2 separate regions of the Homo sapiens genome follow, and region 1 is linked to region 2. Evidence: read pairs that join two places in POLR2A ChIA-PET (ENCODE). Cell type or tissue: Panc1. All regions are shown on one strand. Links, peaks and the distances in the headings refer to the core of each region. The heading gives the core; the rest is flanking DNA. Region 1 has its middle 45 kb from the start of ACTA1. Region 2 overlaps NUP133 (nucleoporin 133).

The links. Peaks named below come from ENCODE experiments on the same cell type or tissue, not always from the same donor. Only the 100,000 strongest peaks of a DNase experiment are listed, where the experiment ranks them.
Region 1: POLR2A ChIA-PET joins it to region 2 with 9 read pairs; 9 of 35 experiments call an interaction of 5 or more read pairs at or near these places.

Annotation. Positions count from the first base shown.
Region 1 is chr1:229,386,527-229,391,909 of GRCh38, reverse strand. No RefSeq gene overlaps it. Among named protein-coding and RNA genes, the nearest start is that of ACTA1, 45 kb to the left of the region's middle. In Panc1, for the core only: no CTCF peak of the experiment used is centred there; DNase peaks (open chromatin) are centred at 2,535 and 2,719.
Region 2 is chr1:229,442,179-229,447,550 of GRCh38, reverse strand. It overlaps NUP133 (nucleoporin 133), which reads left to right. Exons shown (of 26, transcript NM_018230.3): 25 at 2,549-2,637. Among named protein-coding and RNA genes, the nearest start is that of ACTA1, 11 kb to the right of the region's middle. In Panc1, for the core only: no CTCF peak of the experiment used is centred there; no DNase peak of the experiment used is centred there.

The DNA of each region.
Region 1 (5,383 bases), core at 316-5,315, 56 kb after region 2:
GTATTTTTAGTAGAGATGGAGTTTCTCCATGTTGAGGCTGGTCTCGAACTCCTGACCTCAGGTGATCCGCCCGCCTCAGCCTCCCAAAGTGCTGGGATTACAGGCGTGAGCCACCGCACCCAATAGAGAACCTGATTTCTTATGGCAACCTATTCAGCTAAGTACTCTTATCATCATCCCTGTGTGATACACGAAGAGGCTGAGGCTAAGAGAGGTTAAGAAACTTGTCCAACATCACCCAGCAAGTAAGTGGCAGAGCTGGGGCTTGAATTCAACTCTGGCTTAATACAAAGCACATAAGTTTAAGTTATATTTATTTCCAACCAAAAAGAAGTTGTCATTTCTGTACTTGTACTAAGAACTAGTTGGGCGCAGTGGCTCACACCTGTAACCTCAGCACTTTGGGAGACAAAAGAAGAAGATGATCACTTGAGCCCAGGAGTCCGAGACCAGCCTGGGAAGTAAGACCCCTTCTCTACAAAAGAAAAAAAACACAGCTGAGCATAGTGGCAGGCACCTGTGGTCCTGGGTACTTGGAAGGCTGAGGTGGGAGGATTGCCTGTTCCCAGGAGGTTGAGGCTGCAGTGAGCCATGATGGCGCTGCTGCACTCCAGCCTGGGTGACAGAGTAGACGCTGTCTCACAAAACAAGAAAAAAGAGAAAGGGATCAATGTTTTTGGATTATGCATATTGCTTTCAGCTATTTAATTAGTATTTGGAGGTATTTAGGTACATGAAGAGAAGGAGGTATGTTAGAAATTTGGTAGCGAGAACAAAGAAAGTAGCCCAGCTGGCTTAAGCAAAGAGGGGTGGGTGGGAGCCATGGTGAGGGTGCGGGCAGCCAGCCTCCAGGGCTGGCCTGGGTGCCGCTCCCCACCGCTGCTTTCTCTTGGCGCATCTGCTCTGTTCCTCCCTTCATGCCGGCGGTTTCCTGGGCTCCCCGGCCTCCCTTAGGGAATGGGCACCCCTCAGCTCCAAATTCACTTCCAGGTCCAGTCATATGCAGAGCTCAGCTGTCTCTCAGTTCTAGTTGACGATTCCAGGAATAAGAAAATCTAGCTGGAATCAAGATTCTGTCCCCGATCCAGTAAGCAATGGCTGGTCAAGGGGGTTCCCCAGCATAACGTGGCCTATGGGAGTTTGCTGTCACAGATAGAAGGAAGAGAAGAGAAAAGCTCTCAAAGAAGAGAGTCACTGGCCTGTGGGTGGGCAGACACACCCAACAGATAACCCTCAAAAGAATGGGTAGAACAGAAAGTTCAGCAATCCAAAGCCAAGAGACGCCACAACCTACCCACCCTGCCCACTGCTGGATTCCTCTTCACCTGTACTGGGATGAGTGGAGTCTGTGAAGTCTTTGGTGGATGCATAGACATTAAAACACGAATGGACTTCAGTCTGCTCAGGGGCATCTGCGTGTGTCATGAGACAAAGGGTTTGAAGGGCTCGAATTGGTGCCTGTATTCAATGGCCGAGGCTGCCGTAAGAAAGCACCACAGACTGAGCGCTCTAACAACAGAAATGTATTGTCTCAGTTCTGGAGGCTGGAAGTCCGAGATGGAGGTGTCAGCAGGGTTGGTTTCTTTTGAGGCCTCTCTCCTTGACTTGCAGGTGGGCTTTTTCATCTTCACAGGACATTCTCCTTCTATGGATGACTGTCTCCAAATTTCCCCTTTTTATAAGGACACAGGACATATTGGATTCAAGCCCACCCTAAATTAGACCAACCTCATTTTAACTCCATTACCTCTGTAAAAACCCTAACTCCTAATAAGGTCACACCGTGAGATACGGAGGATTGGGGTTTCAACATGTGAACTTCAAGGGAGCACAATTCAACCCGTAACAGTTCCCCTCTGAGTCCCCCTCCAAATTAAGTGGAGGCAAGCGGACCAGATAACACAAACAAGGGTAGTATCCCCATTGGCCTGACACTCAGAATGAGCCCAAAATCTGTTCCTGAATGTTCCATGAGTGCCAGGGAGCTAAAGTCAACCTAGCTCAATGTCTGTATTTTGGAATGGGTGAAATAGATGCTCCACAACTATGTGTTCAGTGAATGAGTGAAAAAGGCAAGCAACTTCTCAGAGGCTCCAGGAGCCACGGGGCAGAAACTAGGATCAAAGTTGGGTCTTCTTGGCAGAACAGGTCCCTGAGTCCCTGCCTGGAAAATTTTTCTCTCCTCTGAAAGTGGTGGGAAGACAGGCTAAGCATGAGCCCTTCCAAAACTCTGTGTGTATGTTCATGTACGTGTGTGCAGGTGTATGTGTGTGATCCTTTTGCCTTGGGTCTTTTTGTGAGATTTCAATACCCTTATTATTCTCAGGTAAGGCAGGTGCTTGCAAATAAAGACGCTGATATGGGTTTTAGGAGCCTGGTTTCGAAGTCAAAACGAGCATACACGCACTCTGCTGTCTCTGAGTTCAGCCTCTTTAATATGAGAGTCATAGGGTGGAAAGGAAGTCCCAAGAATAGTGATCATTCTAGATATTCTTCTGCTTCAGTAAGATCAACAGATGTAATGACTCATATGTCTCAGATTGTGTTCAGGGAATAAGAAAAAATCTCAAAGAACCAGCATTTAGCAACCTTGGTATGACGTTCTCAACTTCTCTAATGCAAAATGACAGATGTCACTTTTGTTTAAGTCACTTTTCCATATGGTCCCATGAACTTCCTGATATGAGTAGAAGAAAAAGTGTCCTCTTAGGAGTGGCACTGATTTTGATTATGTATTTGAATGGGCTGAAATGATATTGCAATGAGAAAAGAAATGGATAAAAATGTAAACAAATGATTCATCATGTTGGAAATCGGCACATGGCTCAGCCATTATTACAATGTGTGTGCAGATCATTTTCCACAGACAGGGATTAAAAAACACTTTGTGCCTTTATAGAAAACAAAAATAATACTGCCACTCTGTCTAGCTTGGGTTCCCAAAGAAGAAAATCTTGAGCATTTCCTGTAAGCCTGGACTCCTGAGCAGAAACAACCTCATCTCCGACTTTTGCAGGGTTGATGTTGGAGGAAATAACACAGCATTGTGCATGGTAATTATGAGAGGAGTTGGTGTTTTTCCACCATGAAAAGGTGGGTATAAACATGGTGATCTTGTGGGCTTTAGAAATAAAGTGTTAAGGCCACGCCTTTAATCCCAGCACTTTGGGAGGCTGAGGCAGGTGGATCACGAGGTCAGGAGATCAAGACCATCCTGGCCAAGATGGTGAGCCCCCATCTCTACTAAAAATACAAAAATTAGCCAGGAGTGGCGGCCGTAGTCCCAGCTACTTGGGAGGCTGAGGCAGGAGAATTGCCTGAACCCAGGAGGCGAAGGCTGCAGTGAGCCAAGATCACGACATTGTACTCCGGCCTGGGCAACAGAGTGAGACTCCGTCTCAAAAAAAACAAAACAAAACAAAAACCAAAAAATGTTAACTACTTGCTCGACTTTTTGTTGGATGAGCTAGTCTTACTGAAGCCTAGCTTCCTTCCCCTTTTATATCCACAAACTTTTTTCCTTTTGAAAGACTTTGTCTCTGAATATTCCCTTGACAGATAAAATAAATGTTATGAACTGAATAGTCATATTCCTTCCAAATTCGTATGCTGAAGCCTGAATCCCTAAGGGGATGGTATTAGGAGGTGAGACCTTTGGGAGGTAATTAGGTCGTGAAAGTAGAGCCTTCATGATGTGATTAGTGTCTTTCTAGAAGAAGCAGCAGGCCAGGTGCAGTGGTTTAACTTCTTGGTCTGCCTCTCCATCTGCTCAGATATCTCCAACCAGCTACTGTCACTGTCCTGGTTGAGCAGAAGAACATAAACCAGGGCCAGGTGTGGTGGCTCATGCCTGTAATCCCAGCACTTTGGGAGGCTGAGGCGGGGGCATTACTTGAGGTCAAGAATTCAAGACCAGTCTTGGCAACATAGTGAGACCCTGTCTCCCCAAATAGTTTTTAAAAAATAGCTGGGTGTGGTGGTGCGTGCCTGTAGTTCCTGCTACTTGGGAAGCTGAGGTGAGAGGATCACTGGAGCCCAGGTGTTTGAGGCTGCAGTGAGCTATGTTTGTACCACTTCAGGCTGGGCCACAGAGTGAGACCCCAAATTGAAATAAATAAACAAAGAAGAAATGAGAGAGCTTGCTCTCTCTCAAACATGTGAGGATACAATGAGAAGATGGCCATCTGCAAACCAGGAAGTGACCTTCTCCAGACACCAGATCTGTTCGTGCCTTGATCTTGGCCTCCAGAACTGTGAGAAATAAATGTCTGTTGTTTGGAGCCACCCAATCTGCTGTGTTTTGTTATGGAAGCCTGAATAGATGAAGACAACTACCATTCCCATTTCTCCGAGCTCCTTAAAGAAGGAATTCCTCCTCACCCCTAAAATTTGCTGTTACATTCCAGGACAGAGCTATTTTCAACTAAATGTGTAACAAATACCCATTTATGACAGTACAATAGGAGGTCACGTTCATGACCTAGCTGCAATGCCTCTTTTTTTTTTTTTTTTTTTTTTTTTTTGAGACAGAGTTTCACTGTTGATGCCCAGGCTGGAGTGCAATGACACCATCTTGGCTCACTGCAACCTCCGCCTCCCAGGTTCAAGTGATTCTCCTGCTTCAGCCTCCCCAGTAGCTGGGACTACAGGAATGCACCACCTATGCCTGGCTAATTTTTGTATTAGTAGAGACGGGGTTTCACCATGTTGACCAGGCTGGTCTCGAACTCCTGACCTCAGATGATCCGCCTGCCTTGGCCTCCCAAAGTGTTGGGATTATAGGCAGGAGCCACTGCTCCCGGCCTGCAATACCTTTTTTTATGAGCTGCAGGATGTTGTACTGTAGGGTTCATGATTATTTCTTATAAAATTATCGTATGTCTTTATTCATAAGGTGCAAATCCTTGCAAGAGGCTGCAATGCTTTTTTTTCTTTGTTTATTTCTTTATACATTGTCTCATTCCAGGAAAGATTTATAATAGTTTATACAAGATTATAGAAGATAAAATAAAAATAAGTAATTGAAGAAACTGGGACCTAAGACTGGAAAGCTAAGATACCTCTAGGAGTGGATTAGTAGTACACAGGCTGGTGCAGAGTGAACCGTAAATTTCATTCAGAGATTATTAACAGCTATGCTGGGAGGGACATATGAGTAGTTTTATGACTGATTAATCTGTGTGTGTGTGTGTGTGTGTGTGTGTGTGTGTGTGTGTGTGTCTGAGAGAGAGAGAGAGAGATGGAGTTTCCCTCTTGTTGCCCAGGCTGGAGTGCAATGGCATGATCTCAGTTAACCACAACCTCCGCCTCCTGGATTCAAACGACTCCCCTGCCTCAGCCTCCCGAGTAGCTGGGATTATAGGCAGCCGCCACAGGCCTCGCT
Region 2 (5,372 bases), core at 373-5,372:
TTTCTGGTGACCAGCCCCTATCCTGAAGCTAGCTGGGGGCTGCCAGCTGTCAGCCAACTCAATAGTATTAAAAAAAAAAAAAGACATCTATGGAGATCCTAAGGATTTTAGGAGTTGCAAAGCAGGAAGTGGGGTGAAGAAGAAGACCAAATACATATTTCACAGTATTACAGGAAGATTATGATATTATATGTCAAATGGTTTTATAACCTTCTAACCATATTGTAACATACATATTATGAAAATTTTAATGGTTACATTAGTAATATTTATTTAGTCTTGGTCTTCTCTATTTTAATAGTTAAGAATAGCAAGAATAGCCTAAAGACTTAGGACCACTCATATAATAAATCACTACTTTTGATTTTAAAATTTAGGTTGTCAGTTTGCATAGAAATACACATCCCTTATTTTCTTTCTTTTTTTGTGATGGAGTTTCACTCTTGTTGCCCAGGCTGGAGTGCAATGGCACAGTCTCGGCTCACCACAACCTCCGCCTCCCGGATTCAAGTGATTCTCCTGCTTCAACCTCCCGAGTAGCTGGGATTGCAGGCGTGTACCACCACGCCTGGCTAATTTTGTATTTTTAGTAGAGACAGGGTTTCTTCATGTTGGTCAGGCTGGTCTCGAACTCCTGACCTTGTGATCTGCCTGCCTCGGCCTCCCAAAGTGCTAGGATTACAGACGTGAGCCACCATGCCCGGCCACATCCCTTATTTTTGCAGAAGTGAGGCTTGTCATGCCAAACGAGACTCGAAGCTATGATTTTGTTTTATTTATTTATTTTTATTTTTTATTAAAAAAAAATTTTTTTTTTGAGATGGAGTCTGGCTGTGTTGCCCAGGCTGGAGTGCAGTGGCACAATCTTGGCTCACTGCAAGCTCCACCTCTCGGGTTCATGCCATTCTCCCGCCTCAGCCTCCCGATTAGTTGGGACTACAGGTGCCTGCCACCACACCCAGCTAATTTTTTTTAATGTATTTTTAGTAGAGATGGGGTTTCACTTTGTTAGCCAGGATGTTCTCGATCTTCTGGCCTATTTTGTTTTTTAAGTTACTACAATTTGAGGGTCAGTGCCCTTTTCTAAGGCATTAAGTACTACTTTCTCTTTTTTTTGTTTGTTCGTTTTGTTTTTTGTTTTTGAGACAGAGCCTCACTCTGTCACCTAGGCTGGAGTGCAGTGGCTCAATCTCGGCTCGCCGCAACCTCCGCCTCCCAAGTTCAAGCGATTCTCCTACCTCAGTCTCCCAAGTAGCTGGGATTACAGGCATGCGCCACCACGCCCAGCTAATTTTTTTGTATTTTTAGTAGAGACCGGGTTTCTCCATGTTGGTCAGGCTGGTCTCAAACTCCCAACCTCAGGTGATCTGTCTGCCTCGGCCTCCCAAAGTGCTGGGATTACAGACATGAGCCACCGCGCCTGGCAAGTACTACTTTCTCACAATCATATCCTTTCTGCAGAGGAGGACTTCCACCTATGGAAATGGTGTTTATGTTACGATTCAATGACAAAGACTAAGAATAATCAGTTGAAGGAACAAATTCTTTCCAGGAAAAGAATTTTAAACAAAGCATGAATTGACTGCTAAAAGCCTTCTCCTACTCACAATTTTCCTTTTTCCTGTGGTAAAATATTATAGAAGAGCTATTTTTACTAAAGCATTTCTTCCCTCCTCTGATCATTCCAAAATAGTTAAAATTGCTGTTAAGTTTAGTCTTAGAGGTCAGTCCCTGAAGCTTCTAGCTTTCTGCCTACTTGATTGTTTGGTCCCATCCCAGTCATACAAAAGGATGCTATCATTTTGATTAGAATTCCTTGTCTTAGTTTCTTGTTTAAAAATTTTAAAGTTATCATGTCCATTGATTACAGAGCAGTGGTTTGGTATTTTTATTTTAGTAGTAGATAGTCACAACTACATAAAGAAAGCTTCTGGCTGGGTCCAGTGGCTCATGCCTGCAATCCCAGCACTTTGGGAGGCCAAGACAGGAGGATTGCTGGACCCCAGGAGTTCAAGACCAGCCTGGGAACATAGCGAGACTTTGTCTCTACACAAAAGTAAAAAATTAGCCAGGCACAAAGTGGTTGCATGCCTATGGTCCTAGCTACTCGGGAGGCTGAGGTGGGAGGAACACTTGAGCTGGAGGAGTTCGAAGCTGCAGTGAGTCATACTTTGGGGTCCATACTGAATATGTTACTTACTAATAGAATTTTCTTCAGAAAGATACCTCACTACTTGGTTTCTGAAATCAAATAGGTAAGAGTTATATTGAGTCAGTAGCTACCTTGAGTATAACATCTTTTTTTAAATGTGTTTTCCTTGGCGTCTCTTGCATGTTCCCTAGAGTGTAATGTCTTATATCTAATGTAGAAACTGTCAGGGTATTCAGCATGTAAAGTGCCTTTATTTAAATGATTTGAAACAGTATCACAAAACTCAGATTCTCCATCCCCCACAGCCATCAAAATAAAACCATGATAGCAAACAAATCATTTAATTCAGCTATATCAGTGATTTCATTTTTCCCTCATAATGATTTTGTTTTCTAGCTGGTCCAGTTCTGATGGCAAAGATGATCCAATTGAAGTATCTAAAGACAGTATATTTGTGAAGATCTTACAGAAACTTTTAAAAGATGGTAAGTGGTTTGTTACTATACCGTTGGAAATTACAGTGTCATTCCTCAGTTTTTTGGGTTTTTTTTTGAGACGGAGTCTTGCTCTGTCACTCAGGCTGGAGTGCAGTGGTATGATCTCGGCTCAGTGCAGCCTCCACCTCCCGGGTTCAAGCAATTCTTCTGCCTCAGCCCCTGGAGTAGCTGGAACTACAGACCTGTGCTACCATGCCTGGCTAATTTTTGTATTTTTAGTAAAAGCAGGGTTTCACCATATTGGCCAGGCTGGTCTCGAACTCCTGACCTCATGATCCACCTGCCTTGGCCTCTGTCTAAAGAAAAAAAAAAAAGAACCAAGAAGCTTTCATTTGGAGTCTGTCCACACTGATCTCCAAGCATTAGTATTCAGATTTGTAGCTTCCTTTCATAGCTGTAAAAATGCCACAGACTGAATTGTGTCTAATTAAGTATCTAGCACTAATATTTAAGGGCAGCTTTGCAGTTTTTGTTATTCTTAGTGGATTATAAAACAGGTGAAAAACAGGAATGGAAAGTCATAATTTCATAAAGGACAAGAACAGTGGAAACTTTTTTTTTTCTTTTTTTTGAGACGGAGTCTCATTCTGTTGCCCAGGCTGGAGTGCAGTGGCTCAATCTCAGCTTACTACAACCTCCACCTCCTGGGTTCAAGTGATTCTCCTGCCTCAGCCTCCTGAGTAGCTGGGATTACAGGCACGCACCACCATGTCTGGCTAATTTTTGTATTTTTAGTAGAGACAGGGTTTCACCATGTTGGTCAGGCTGGCCTCGAACTCCTGACCTCGTGATCTGCCCGCCTCAGCCTCCCAAATTGCTGGGATTACAGGCATGAGCCACCACGCCCAGCTGAAACTTTTATTTAAATAAAAATATAGGCAGGTGCAGTGGCTCACACTTTGGGAGGCCAAGGTGGGAGAATCACTTGAGCCCAGTAGTTCAAGACCAGCTGGAGCAACATAGGGAGATCCTGTCCCTATTTTAAAAAAAAAAAAAAAAAAAAAAAAGAGTTGAGCACAGGGGTGCATGCCTGTGTTTCCAGCTACTGGGGAGGCTGAGGTAGGAGGATTGCTTGAGCCCAGGAGGTGAAGGCTGCAGTGAGTTCTGATGGTGCCACTGCACTTCAGCCTGGGTGACAGAGCGAGACTCCGTCTCAAAAAAAAAAAAAAAAAAAAAAATTATATATGTGTGTGTATTATATATGTATATTTTACATATATAAGGCGTGCGGTTTTTTAATAACAGGACAAATGTACTTTTGGAACCTTCTTAATATGGCTTTCATGTACAATAGTGTTTTTAAAGGACAGATTCTGAAGGTAGGGAGATACAGATAACCTTGCATTATATTTCATAGGCATTGACAGTGCAACAGCTACTTCAGCCTGTGCATTCTTCCTGCAGACATATTTAAATTACCCACAAGGTTTGTTTTTACATGTTACCTGAAATACATTATACATACAGAACAAAATGCATGTCTCATTAAATGGAGTTTAAATTTTTTTCTAGTTAGTCACCAACATTTAATAGTTGAGAATGGTGTTATAAAAGTCTTATTTTGCCAGGCACGGTAGCTCACGCCTGTAATCCCAGCACTTTGGGAGGCCGAGGCAGGAGAATCCCTTGAGCTCAGGAGTTCAAGACCAGCCTGGGCCACATAGCAAGACCCCCACCTCTACAGAAAAAAAAAAAAAAATTAGCTAGGCTTCGTGGTGCATGCCTATAGTCCCTGCTACTCAGGAAGCTGAGGTGGGAGGATCACTTGAGCTCGAAAGGTCAAAGGATTGAAGCTACAGTGAGCTACGATCGTACCATTCCACTCCAGCCTGGGTGACAGAGTGGAGACCCTGTCTCAATAAAAAATAAAAACTACAATTAAGAACCAAAAAATAGGCTGGGCACAGTGGCTCATGCCTGTAATCCCAACACTTTAGGAGACTGAGGTGGGTGGATCACTTGAAGTCAGGAGTTCAAGACCAGCCTGGCCAACATGGTGAAACACCATTTCTACTAAAAATACAAAAAATTAGCCGGGTGTAGTGGTGGGCACCTGTAATCCTAGTTACCGGGGTGGCTGAGGCAGGAGAATCGCTTGAACCCAGAAGGCAGAGGTTGCTGTGAGCCGAGATCGCGCCATTGCCTGGCCAGCAGAGTGAGACTCCGCCTGAAAAAAAAAAAAAAAAAGAACCAAAAAATGATGCAAGGCCCTTTGAGTTTTTTTTTTAAACCAGTATCTGATTTTGAGAATCTTATGGTAATGTAACAAATTATAAAAATATTATTGGCTTATTAATTTGAAAATTTTCATCCAGTTTTCTCTATTTGTCAAATGAGAAAATTGTGTATGTTTGTTTGTAACTACACAGATGTCAAACAATCCATTTAGTTCATGTTCACTGTCTTTTCAGCTCTATGGATGACTTGTGAAGAAATGATTCTTTTGCCTATCTAATTTTAGATTTATACTGTAAACACATTTTGAGATCCTGTAGCTAGCGTTCATAACAGTGTTTCTACTAAATTATTCCCTAAATAGGGGATCATATAAGTGTTTGAAATACTTGTTTTCAAGCTTGGGAATACATGAAAACGTTTCAGATCTTATTAAACACTTTAAATAGAATGGCTATTTTGACCACTGGAGGGAAAAACACTCAGGCAGCCCCTGTAAAGGATATCACATTGTTAGACTTGAAAGTATGTTTGACAGATGGAAGGAA